2 separate regions of the Homo sapiens genome follow, and region 2 is linked to region 1. Evidence: chromatin contacts called from ENCODE Hi-C or POLR2A ChIA-PET data. All regions are on one chromosome and are shown on one strand. The core of a region is the stretch at or near the end of the contact, and the rest is flanking DNA. Distances in the headings are between cores, read along the strand shown. Region 1 holds the start of MAPK10 (mitogen-activated protein kinase 10). Region 2 has its middle 45 kb from the start of MIR4452.

Region 1 (6,824 bases), core at 216-2,715:
TGGGGAACTGACTTTTGATGTCCAAACTTAGTATATAATACCTCAAAAGCCAGAATGCCAATTATTTTGTGTTATAAAGTTGTTTGGCTATCAATCCATATTTTTGCATGAGGTAGTTATCTTGCAGGTAGGCCCATTGAGAAGACTAGAAGATAGTCTTGATTGATTCTTGTTGAAATTGAAATTAGAGTAAAGGGACATCCAAACACTTATCCAATGAACTACAATGACATACAACTCACTCAAGCCTTCCTTTTTCTAAATTTTCTCCCCAAATAAAACAACAGCAGCAACAACAAAGACAACAAAAACGTATGCGTTTCTTACAGCTTTATGATGTGTTTCAGTGTCTACAGTACTGCTGAGTTTGCATCTCTTGCATGTTGTATCTTTCTGGTAACATATGGAAGAAGCTTCATATTCATATAAGTATGCTAGTTCTAAAACATAATGTGGAATCATTTACAACTCAGCACTACTTGGTAGCAATAAACAGAAACCCACCTCAAAAGAGTGTAAGCAAAAAAGGAATTGAATTAGATTACGTAATTTGAGAAGTCCAAAGGCTGGAGTTGGTTTAAGCGAAATTTGTATTGAAAATTTTTCTTACATAAAAAAGGTAAAACAAATTTGGTAAACCTAATTTTTTTTTATAGTGCAAGTAGTCAACTGTTGTCATTCTAAGAAACTATTATTTATGGATAGTAAAACTGTTTGGAGACTTTAAAAATACCCTATAACAGTTAAAGGCAGAGCAAATTACTGAAATAAAATTGCGATATTTGCCCCAAATAGTAACAGTACAATTTTCATCAGTTCTCTAGAAAATTATCTGCAATTAAAAAAAAAAGAATTCTGATGTGTTAACTCAAATTAATCAGTATTTTCTTTGTACACTCAGATTGCAACCTAAGTATTAGTCTGTTGAATTTGGTTTAGTGGATATTTATTCAGGATTTTTACAAAAACAAGGAAACAGAGAAGAGGAATAGTGCTGTGCAGATGACCTCGGGGTTCAGGCGACACTCAAATGCCTGCTTCTCCTCTGAGGTTATTACCATCTCTTACTTGTTTGACGTTTAGAGATACTACAAGAGATAGTTGAAAAGCAGAGGTTGCATTTCCAGTGGTGTTTTGCTCTGCTGGTATTTGCTCCTCCGTGCTGCTGTGCAAAGGGCCAGAACTGCATCGAATGGATCTTTTCTTCAGGTTGTGCAGGCTGGCTGCCTTGATGTCGTAGTTGCTGATGTTGGCTGCCGACGAACCTTATTCCTTTACATTTGCCTGGTCCTCATTTCACCGGAAAACACAGTAGCTGTAGCTGCACATAGACGCTTCCTCTTTCTGTTTCCCCCTCATCCCCCTCCCTAGACCTCTCTGGGCTTTGACGTCATGTGTGCTCCTTTCGGTTGCCATAGCAACCCCATTCCCCAAGCCCTCTGTCCGTCTCCTCTGGTAGGTTCCACAATGGTACAGGCAGCATCACGCTGCACAATGGTTTCCAGGCAGTGAAAGAGGGTGATTCAGCAAGCCACTCTTCTTCTATTTTCTTTAACCTCCCCTTCACTTTTTATTTTTATGGGGGTGGGTGGTGCTTGCTATATGCTTACCTTTTTCTTTTCTTTTTTCATTTTTACAAATTTCCTTTTTTGTCCTCACCCCTCAATTCCTAGGGGCTTGAGTGAGTTTAAGATTGGGTTTTCTTGGAAATCACCTGTCCATCGTTAATTTTAAACAATCTCCATATCTCCAAAGAATCTCTTCCATGTTAGTCTGGAATGTGGTTAATGAAAAACAAGTAGGGAGGATTTCTGGGGCAAACACTGCCGGATCAGGATCGTAGTTCTCAGGCACGGAATGGTAGGTGGCTCTTTGCTCGTTCTGGGTTCTAACCTGTTTTTGGAGGGTGGGGTGATGTCTATTGATTGCTCCTGGTGGGGCGGGAGAGGGAGTATGGAAGAGACGAGAGAGGTGGGGTGGAAAGCAGGTTAATCAAGTGAACTAGCTTTGAAGCAAGAAGCTACCAGTTTTTCCCTCTGTGCAGAACATCTCTTTCCAGACTTGGGCGTGTTGAAACCTTTCCATTTGGAGTGAGGGGTAGCAGAGGGAGGGAGGGAGCATTCTTATTGTGACCAGGGGTTTTTAGACCAATGCAGGGCTACAGAAGGGAAGGGAGAGAGAGAGAAACACACACACACACACACACACACACACACACACACACACACAGAGAGAGAGAGAGAGAGAGAGAGAGGAAAAAAAAAACACCAAACAGCTGTGCTTGTTAGAAGTGCTGACCTTAGTTCCATATCTGAAAAATGTGATGGGTTCCATAAAACATTAAAAATAATGTCTTTTAGTATGTATTTATGTTTACTTTTGTGAGAAGTATAATTTAAATATTTTAAGATGTATTTTACTAAGGAACAGTATTTATATATATATTAGATATAAAACTATTGGCGTTACTCTTGCAGAGCAACTCTAGGCTAAATCTGAGCCGGGGAGAGGAACACAGAACAGGGGTCAGGTTAGAGATAAGAGGAAACATTGGCACTGCAGTCAAATAGGTAAGGGGTCCCTTTAAGAAAGTGATCTCCTAGTCACAGCAGTCAGCTTTCTTTTTTTCATGGCAAGATTCCCAGGTATTCTGTGCTGGGATACTGTGTCCCCTGCAAATGTCAGAGCTCTTTTGAAAAAAAAATCAGAAATAAGTATGGCAGTATATTTGTTAGAATCTATGTATTTGTGCCTTCAACAAAATAAATGTAATTTACTGGAAAATCTGTAAGTAAATCAGGCTATAGATATTACAAGAAAACTATCTATCCATATATTTTTCTCACCCTCCCCAAACATTTAAATCTAGAGACCTAGTCTCTGCTTTTACCCCCTTAAACAGATAACTTCCCAGGGTACTGCAATTTAGCCACAGAAAAAGAATGGCTTATGCCACAGCAGTAGGCTCTGAAGCAATCACAAGGTTGTTTACATGGGCTGCCTTTGGTGCAGAGCCTGACAGTGTCTGTACAGCAGCCCTGCCTGCTTCTGGCCATGTTGATGATAACTTTTATGAACAAACTGCAAGGAAGCAGGCTAAGTCATATGGGATAGACTACAGTTCAGGTGGAAGGAAAACGAGTGTAAGTGCACCAGGCATTGCCAGCACAACATCCAATATCTCCTTCTATCCCTCATCGGCTAGTTGTCGGACCCTGGAAGATAACACAGAATGCTTATCAACATATTTAAAATAGTTGCAGTAAGGACCATTTCTCTCAGAGAAGCTTCTGTGAATTTTCTACTTTAGGTGAGCATATATGTTACAAATATATAACAAATAAATATATAAGTATATCACAAGCTTCTGACTCCACTTCAGAACCATTAGATTTTAGGGGCTGGATGCTTTGGATGTAGCGGTTTGGCTGCCTCTGGTATGTATTTCCTTCTCTACCTTGATCACACTCTTAAAATTGACATAAAGTATTGGATTAGCTTATTTTCTTATGTGGAGCAAACTGGGTTTTCTCTCCCCTACAATGGGACTAGAAAATCAGATGACAAAGGTGGTGTGACCTTAAATATTAGAGAGTCTTCATGCTTCCTCATTTGCCTGTCATTCCTCTGCTGTTGCAAAGTGTCTTTAATTTGAGGGGCTCCTGTTCTTAAAAAATCCTCACAGTTTCAGTAAAACGATTCTGGATAGTGAGGCAGTAAGAAATTATATGTAGAGTGGGAAAATCAGCTGCCTCCAGCTTCCTGCCTGCTAGCCCCAGAACAGCATCTGCTGTTGAGAGGAGTGTGTTTGCCATGCTGGAAGGGGATGTTTATGAACAGATCCCAGAGGGGCTGAGTGTGTTTTTGCTGTCATTGTCTGGTATGTCTGCAGCTATTAGTATTTAATGGTTTCATAGTACATGGTCTATATATTCTAAGGTTAGAATGAACTGATAATTTATTGTCAATGCTATAAAATGTAGATATTTTAAATTTATAGGAAAATTAATAAGATTTTCCTTGTTAGGATATCCTACAGGAACATCATAAGCAAAACAAATTTGCCCAACCTAAGTAATCTAGAAAAACCTCCCATGTTTAAAGGCATAAATATATTTTTAAGGTTTTATTGTGGTTTCATGTAAATGAATCTGTTTCTTTGGATGTAAGCCTAGTTATAAATTCTTTTTATACTGATACTAAAAGCTAAAGACAAATTGGGTATTTACTTGTTTGTTAAATATGGGGATAGATGTTCTCCCTTCATGCTCTAGTTCTGGCCTCAGGTCACATTTGTAGCCAAAGGACTTTCAGTGGAATTGGTGTGTTCAAATCGAATGATTGCTTGGTTGCTTATCAGAATAAAGGACTCAAAGCAAGAGAGACTTCCTTCAATTAGAATGAGAAGCAAACACATTGTTGTCTTAAATTCTTTCTTCATTGCCCTTTCTATTTCCTCTTACAGTCTCTTTTAAGCTTTTGGTTGGACATTGCAACAATCATGCAGAAAGAGGCACGGAAGTGTCCAGTAGTGACAAGAATGGAGTACAATGCTCTATTTGCTGCAGGACTGCTGAGTGCCTTCCTCCTACCACACATGCATCTATTATTGCACCTTCTTCTGAGGACCAAGGACTTGTGGAAAAAGTTGGGCCTATAGACTAGTAGGGGAGATGCTTACTGGTAAAGAAGAACAGAATCCATTTGCTTCTTTGGCATATTGGATATATTTATTGCATTACATAAGCCTGAGATGAGACACTGTACTGCTGATTCAGATAAAAAGATCATGCTGCATATTGATTGTTTAAAAAATGTAACTTAGAATTGGAGCCCATCTTTTCAGAAACCTGTACGTGTTTGCAGAGTGAAGTTGTAAGGTTTTGACTCAAGATTTTTCAGTTTGAGTACATTTTATCCTCATGAACCGATCAAGGCAAAGAAGGGGAAAATACAAAACCTGTGTTTTGCATATCTTTTGTTTTCTGTATTTAATAGGGAGAAGCTGTATTTCTTATTGTGAATCTTGGTAGAAACTCTTAAGAGGAGACATCAGGTAATATTGAAAATCACTAAATATAAACATTTTAGGTTTAAAAAGTAGACCTCACACATATACTATTTCTGGTAAAGGATTTTCTAGTTTATTTGATGTTTTGGATCCATATCAAGCCACTATGGCTTTTCTTACAGTTCTTATCTCTGGTGACTATGAGATGTAAAATCCTTGAGGCTTATGGAAATAATGCTAGTAGGAATGGAAATTGAAGTTTTCAATGGAAAAAGAAATGAATACAGTCTCCTGAGAAGCATCCCTAACCACAGCTGCTCTAAAACCCTGCATGGTGTGCAGGTTTAAGGCAAAGCTTCCCTATAAGGCAATTGGGCATTTGCAGTGACCTGCACAGTAATAAACAGGATTTTCACTACCTTGTGTTTGTACACGTGTGTGTGTGTGTGTGTGTGTGTGTGTGAAGAAAAACAAAAACAAAAACAGCAGTGACTTTAAAGTTCTAGAAATTCATCTTAGTGACTTGTCTTCATAGAAATAAAACTGACTCCTGTTTGTCTGTGTTAACCTGCCTGGGTGCCCTATGTGCTTTCTGAAAATGGATTGCTTAAAGCAATTGTCCTCTTCTTATACATTGGAAATAGGATCTGAAAGCATTGATAGTGAAGGAAAGCTCTTAGGTTAGGTCTGTTTATTTGGCAATGTTTATTCAGTGTTTGTAGGCGGAAGCTCCAGCACAGCATTTATATAATATAGTAATTGCCTATTCTTCTATTACCTGTATTCTCTACTAAGGTTTAATCCCCATCAGGGACTGACTTTTTCTGTTTGGCACACAATAGGGACACACCAAATATTCATTGAATGAATATCTCTCATGTACTGAGTTCTCTGCTAAGTGCTATGGTAGAAAAAATTGGGAAACTGTAACACAGTTTCTGCCATTTGGAACCTATACTCATTTGGGAAGATGAGGCTAAATAACAATAAAGATGGTATAAAATCAAGGGCCCATATTAGTGTTTTGATAATGAGTGCAATAGAAATTCAGAGGAGAAAGGAATTTACCTCCTCTGAAGTGATGGTAGGTGACAATGGGGCTACACTGGGGTGTTGGGGTGAGGTGGTGGGATAGTGAGAGGGTGGTAGTCCTAGGAGTAATTGTGAGCACCTGGGCAGGAAAGAAACTCTTACTTGGGGTAAAGAGGAGGCCTATTTTGGGTATGATGACCATATTTTCCAAACTAGAAATAAAAACTTATGGTTTGACATTGGGTAGAATGTTGCAGACTGCCACATATTCTGAAGAATCTTGTCTAATATAATGTTGGGAAGTAACAGGCTATAATGGTGAAAAAGTAGGTTAGTAACTAGAAGAACATAAATACAGGTCTCTTCAGATGAGCTCCAGCTTAGGTTTACTTTCTTTTGCATACTTCAGAGGTTTTCAAAATTCTCCTCCTTTATTGGTACCTATGTAACCATTGTTCCAATGAAATCTTGTATGAAAAGCAGAATATGTAAATCTATGTAATAGTGGAGCTGTCCCAGTTGAGGATGAGTGGGGTGCCTTGTATTAGAAAACCAAATTCATATCACAAGACTAATTATATTAACTGAAATAAGAATTACTAATTTAGTTTATGCTCAGATATTAAAATAGTTGTTCTGGTATTATAACATCAAAGTTCTTGTGCTTGCAATAAATGATGAATAGAGATAATTACCTTGAGATATTTTCTTTCCTCTGCCTACACTCACCCACCCAGTAACCAACTGTCTTTGATGTCAGCTTTTTGGTTTTCTAAATACA
Region 2 (6,766 bases), core at 2,440-4,939, 140 kb before region 1:
GCCAATAATGCTTCTTCCTGAGCACAGAGAAAGGAGCATAGGTGTAATTACAACAAAACCCCCAAAGTTTATGGGGAACCTGAGTTTCAGGAAACTCAGAACACTTTGTGAAATAAATTTCAGAGATTGTGTATTAAACTGAAGTTTCTAGTTAGAAGAGTGTGTACCACACAGTACGCAAACTTATCTTTTTCCTGATGAAGTGGAAAATCAGGTCAGGATTACTGCAACGTGCTTGAACTTAATAACTGAAAATAGAATCATATGATCTGGGTATTCTAGCACAACCCGATTTCAAATAAGCTGATCTGCTTCTCCCATAAGTGGATTCAGACTATTCTTATTGTGTGACCTAATTTTTAGTTTTGAGGATCAAATCACCATAGCTATTATGGCCAGTTTTGAAGCTTTATTTCTATATCCTAAAATGAAGTGGGTATTGACCAATTATCAGACAATCTGGGTAATTCAGATGGCTGGCAAATCAGTTGTTCAATTGCTAGTAACACAGATAGGAATTCAGCAAGATGGAATTTTATATTTCTTTCATAAAAGGAAGGCTTAAGAGAGGCTTATATGGTAGCTCTAAAGTGGTATCAGTGACTCAGGCGCTTTTAGTTTTCTTCGCCATCCATAGCATGTGATTTCCATCCCCAAGGTTTTCACGTGGTCCAAGATGGTTGCTGGGATCCCAGACAGACATCATATATGTCTTCTAATCAGGGAGGAAGCAGAAAGGACAAAAAGACATACTTCAGCTGTTTGTCTTAAGGAGCTTTCTCTAAAGGCCCACTTACTGTTTACCAACCATCCCTATCTGCAGGAGAGATTGGCAAATGCAGTCCTTTAGCTGGATACATCACTACTTGGAATAAAATTAAAGTTCTTAAAGTTCTATCATTAAGGAAAAAGAAGAGAATAGATGTTGTGTAGGTGACTAGTTGTCTTAGCTATAGCAAGCAAGCAAAATCAACGATTAAAGCAAAAAACAAATCCTCTTTGGATAGTGCATTATATGGTTTGTCTTTTTGTCTAATTGATATTGACTGAACAATATACACATTTCCAGTGTGTTTCGTGACCTGGAGGCACTGCCTATGGGTGTGTATGTGTGGCCCTGGCAAGAAAATAACCGAACCAACAAGTGCATCAGCAGAATTGTCTGGAAATGTTCTTGCTGTGTTACTCCCCACCCTGTTTTTGGTCATGCACTGAAGTCAAGGTTCCTGGTGTGCTTGCAACTTAGCTGCTGGTAGTTAAAGTTAGGCAGGTCCAGGGCAGTGTAAATCTCCTCTGAACTGTTTGATTGTGATAATCTGGAATATAAAGCTACTTTTCCTTTTGTATAACTTTTTATCCTGTGCTCTATATGAGTGTGTGTCTCTGTGTGTGTTATCCTGAGGTTTGCATACTCCTTACTCCCCAGACACTGATTTTGGGAGGAGTTTGAAAGCATAGTAATGGCTTACTTGCTTGAAAGAAGTATTTCATTTAACACAATTGTAATCGCAAAAGGATGTGAATATTAACTTATGATTCTCTATAATTGGATGTGGCTTTTAAAAAGCAAATGATCCATTCCACATTTGAACTAAACCTATGGTCAGGTGAGCTTTAAGAAGAGAGGTTAATTTGGAGACACAGTCTGAAACAGTGCATGTTTCAGTACTTCACAAATATTAAGAACTTTGTTATTTTACTTTCTTTGAGTGCCACTTTGGTGTTCCACAACTACATCTATACAGATAAACAAGGGTCTGAAGGAAAGGAAAAGGGCTGTTAAGGTTAGCTATAAATGATGTTTGGCGATTAGGGTCCCTCTAGTGGTAGCTAGCTTAAATACGCTTAGGCAGCAACAGAGTGGTGTACCCTACATATTTGTGGTGGTGACCCACGGTTTATAAAGCCACCTCAATTTAATTCTAAATTCTTATTATAGCAGTGCTGTTATGAGTCAACTCTCACTAAAAATTTTTAGTATTTTGTTTTCTTAATGTAGATTTGGGAGCTTGTGGATAATTGTCTTAATGATCCTAGTCTCCTTTGTTTCTGTGTGTGTGGACTTCCACTTTCTTCTTATCTAAAAGCCACAACCAGTCACTTTTCAGGGCACTCAGTTTGATGAAGTTTTAAGAGTCTCCAAAATGATGGCTCTGTTGTTACTCCTTGTGTTTGGCATATAACTAGAGTTAGATAAAATAATCAAACCGATGAAGATCAAAATGTCAGGTTTATTATCAATAAAAGTGATATTGAAGAATGTGGCTCAGTTGTGTGGTAACAGTAGGTTTCCTAGGACTGCACCAGAAATAGCCATTTTTCTGGTTGCCTGCCAGGCCTTGCTCTGCAGGGTTAGTCCCTTTTACATAAAGTGACACATAATTTGTTGTGCAAACCAAGACACTTTTGAGAGTCGAAGGGATGAAATGCCAGGACTGTCCTGAAAACTGTGGCATAAGGCCACTGACTTTTATCTCATGACAGCAGCCAAAACAGAAAGCACATTGTCTTCAGGCAGACAGATCCCTGAGAGAAAGGGCAGAAAGGAGCTTAGCTCAGCATGCTCAGTTGCTTCTCCCTAACACACCAATTAGATAAATAAATTCTTTACCCTTGAAGAGAAGTAAGGGATGGTCCAAGAAGCCAGTTGTGCTCATGGAAAATCCATCCATAGATTCCATAGTGGTATGGAATGGAGGGTTTTCTAATCAACCCTGCTCCTAATATTTGCACAGCCAGAGTGGGGTGCTCTAGGCATAGGGACTGAGGAGTGGAGTGCAAGTGCTGATTGTTAGCGTATCTTCTCAACTTCATATTTAATGATATGATGCTTGCTTGGTACACTCGAAATTGGCCATGGTGGGAGTTTTGGCAAACTACAAACCAGGGCTTTCTTTCCTCCTTTCCAGAAGAGCTGGTTGTTAAAAAATCATCAGCACACCACTTAGCCCTGGACAGATTTTATTTCTGCTGGGTTTTATGGCTTAGACTTGCCACTGCCCCCACCAGCTGGGAAAGATGTCTGTGATCAGTGATCATAGGTACATTTGTTATTGCCATGAAAAACTCCAACCTCAGCACCTTCTATATGCCTCATAGGGCTGCACTCCATTGGTCCTACTTCCCATGGCCTCAACAGCTGCAGTGTAGTGTGTGCTCTGAGTCTTCTGACCTGGCAGAGCCAAGGAGCCTGAGGATAGGTTTTCCATTTGGCACTGAGACTGGCCATTCAGTGCATGCCCGCATAGTTCCTTGCCAAGTCTACGGAAATGGAAAGCATAAGTGTGACTTTGATGCTTTTAGAATCTTCCAGGCATTGACAATGAGAAACAGGATTGTTCATAGGGGAAGTGAAATTCCTGACAATAGCCTCATCAGTAGAACCATAAAGTACCTGAGTTTTAGAAGTTAGAAGCACTGAATTTGAGTCCTGTTTATGTGAAATATAACTAAACTTTGTAAACAAATTTTTATTGTTTGGAGTGTTGGTTTCTTATAAAGCAGGAAAAATACTCTCCCATAAAAATAAAGTTTTGAGGATAGAATGAAATAGCATGTGAAAATGAGTTATAAATCTTAAAGAGCTAGGTTAATGTAAAGCATAAGCATTATAAGGAATGTGCATATTTTGTGGCAAAAGAGAGATTAGTTAGTGCCGACATTTTAGCTAATTATTTGCAGGATGGGAGGCAGAACTGGATTATCTGGATTATCTATAAAGCTGACTAAGCGTGTGCTTAGCCCTCCAGCAAAGGAGTATTGAGTAATGTTTTTTGTTGGGTGGGGGGGGAATTAAATATTTCTCCTCTAACTCACCAGAAAAAATTAATTGTCATCGGAAAATAGAAATTTGTTGGATTTCTTTATGCTTGTTTTATAGTTTATTGCTTTAAAATTGTAATTTGTAAGGGAGTTGGGGTACTGCATTCTTAAAAAGCACTTAGAATCTCTAAAAAAACTTAACCTAGTCACCATGACATAGTCCCCTTGTATTCTTGTACCTTTCAATGCCTTGAAAAGATCTGGGGTGAAGGAGGACTTCAGGGGTACCTGTTGTATCATGTACTTTGTATAGGCCACAAAAGGGCTGTATTTTTCCTTTGCATTATAGGCAGATTCCAAATACAAAATTAATTTAGTGTGAAGCTTCCTAGTAAAACACAAAATAAATGATATGTAATATTGAATAAGAACTATGTTTGATATTTTAAAAAGAACTTAAAAATGGAAATCTTCCAGGTTCAGGCCAATTTTTTATGTTTGGGTTTTTCAAATGCATATTGGCCTCCCTCTAGTGGTAGCTGAGGCAAACTGAACCAAAACCCGGGGCACAAAGCTCGTCTCTGAATCAAAAATAGAGTTTTCAACATCTAAGTCTCTATTTTAATGGCTGGAAAGCATGTAGCTAATATCAGGTTTTGCATTATTTAGATCCTTGGGTTAATTTGAAGTTGTTGTCCCTATAGCATTTGGGCTTTTTTGAACTTTTCTTGTGTTTATTTTTGGTTAATGGAGTGTGTATGTTGTTTTCCACAAAAATGAAGCCCTTTGTTCACTTTTAAATTTCAAATTTTTGATGTTTATGTAATATCTTCTGGCATGAATTATAGAAAAAATGTGTTAATAAGTTTTTGGTAAAACTTGAGATTATTCTTATAGTTTTTTTGGGTAAAAATTAATATATGCAAAAAAATTCAGCCTGGATCCGATGATGACTCTAGATTTAGCTAGCAATTTTCAGAAAACCCAAAGGATGGACAAACATGTTAAAATACCAAGGAGATGTAATCAGTCAGTCAAACTCAGACTGAGAAAGTTCATAGGACATAAAAGCACATTTTTTCAACAAATACATTGCAAGAGGGGGAAAAAGGGAGAGGAAAATGGAACATGAAAATTAAAAGATATTTAAAATACAATAATAATTTACCATATCTCATCTTTGTTTGGATGCTGATTAAATAAGCACCATGGAAAACCCCTATTTGTAATATTTATGAGACAATTAAAATGTCGACACTAAATGTTTGATATTATTAAGGAATTATTTTTAGATGTGATAATGATATTTCAGTTGTGTTAGTTTTGTTATAAAGACAAGCTATTGCATTTTAGAGATTCATCCTGAAATATTTATAAGGGAAATTATATGATATCTAGGATTTCCTTCAAAATAGTCTCAAGGGAAGGGATAGATGGAGGTGTGGATAGGCCAGATTGGCCATGGGCTTGGTACTGGATGGTTATCTGGGAATTCATGATACTATTTTATCTACTTTTGAGTATGTTTAAAATTCTCCATAATAAAACATTTAAAATACCAATAAATTGGTTATAGTACCTTTAATAACAGCTATGTAAATAAATGCCTCCCATCTTACCATATCATTAAACATCATTGTTTTATGGACTACATCCTCAACCCAAGCCAAACTCGCTTTAGGCCTCATGTTGGAGGTATACCCTAAACTTGTTGGAGCAGCCCTGAAAAGTCTGGCTCTGTCTGAAGTGATTTGTTGGACTTCTAAGAAATTGTGTTAGTTTTTTCTGGACCTTAATTCTAATATAAACCAAAAGGCCAAGGTTTCTTAGGGAAGACACCATGAAATAAGCTCGGGTTATCCAACTCCTTAAGATTGAATCAAGATCAACTTAAGGAAAAGTGAGCAAATATTTAGTTATTGATACATAAAATATGTGAAGCTTTTTTTTTTTTTTTTTTTTTTTTTTTTTTTTTTTTTTGAGACGGAGTCTCTCTCTGTCGCCCAGGCTGGAGTGCAGTGGCACGATCTCAGCTCACTGCAAGCTCCGCCTCCCAGGTTCACGCCATTCTCCTGCCTCAGCCTCCTGAGTAGCTGGGACTGCAGGCACCCGCCACCACGGCCAGCTAGTTTTTTGTATTTTCAGTAGAGACGGGGTTTCCATGTTGGCCAGGATGGTCTCAATCTCTTGACCTCGTGATCCGCCCGCCTCAGCCTCCCAAAGTGCTGGGATTACGGGTGTGAGCCACCACGCCCAGCCGTGAAGCATTTTTGAAGTTAGAGTAATGGTGACAAAGAACAAGCCAGTCATGGATCCCAGTATTCACACTCCCTTAGCTCCAGGTTTTAAGTCTTCTCATACAGATATCCCCTCCAGCTCTTTTCCCTTCTCCTGACCATGGCCTTCTGCCTTATCTCAGCCCATGTGGAACGCCAGTCCCCTCCTGTTCCAAGGAGGCTGAGTGTTGCATTGTTTACCTAGAGTTTCCCTGGATTCTTGCTCTGAACATGCTGTCCATGTGGACCCAGAGTACTGCTGTCCTGCCAGACTTCCACTGCCCCTTTCTGGTGAAATACTCCTTCTCCCTACTCACAAACATGGAAGATTGTACCTCGCTGCATCCTCTTGTTGATCTGAAATAAGGATTTTAAATCTAGTGAATAGCTGGTATAGGCTACATGTCCATTACTAAGCTGCATGGAGAAAGAAGCCAGAGAACTTGGAAAGAGAAGTTGCAAGTTCCATCTACTGACAGATGATATCCCAATGCCTAAACTTTTAAGGTCTACTTTCATCTTACATAGAAGCTGAAGGTATAGGAGCATAGGGAAAACCTCCCTGCCCTGAAATTTCTCTCCTTCCTAGATATTACAGTGCCTTTAATATTCCCAGTGGAAATCATGTGGGGTAGGAGATGGCTGGGCTGTCTCTCAGGAAAGAAAGGCTTAAGACTTTACCTTCTCTTGGGTATTGGAAAAAGAAAGGTAGAAGGGACCACAAACAC

Evidence for each region. Hi-C counts contacts between places; a loop is a spot of excess contacts on that map. ChIA-PET counts read pairs that join two places held with the same protein, here RNA polymerase II (POLR2A). Pooled maps may share reads with other maps.
Region 2: a map of head of caudate nucleus shows a loop between it and region 1 (3-fold over the local background). The contact joins the enhancer-like site here to the promoter of MAPK10 in region 1. A Hi-C loop is called at or near these places in 1 of 168 maps with a recorded cell type or tissue (head of caudate nucleus) and 5 of 50 pooled maps. POLR2A ChIA-PET finds 5 or more read pairs at or near these places in 1 of 52 experiments (activated T-cell).

The regions. Positions count from the first base shown.
Region 1 is chr4:86,354,694-86,361,517 of GRCh38, reverse strand. It overlaps MAPK10 (mitogen-activated protein kinase 10), which reads left to right and starts at 1,465. Exons shown (of 14, transcript NM_138982.4): 1 at 1,465-1,860.
Region 2 is chr4:86,493,819-86,500,584 of GRCh38, reverse strand. It overlaps a transcript of MAPK10 not described here. Among named protein-coding and RNA genes, the nearest start is that of MIR4452, 45 kb to the left of the region's middle. RefSeq lists an enhancer at 1,802-1,911. Within about 2 kb of position 3,689, at least 4 of the 41 ENCODE cell types and tissues checked have a DNase peak (open chromatin) inside an H3K27ac peak, as active enhancers do.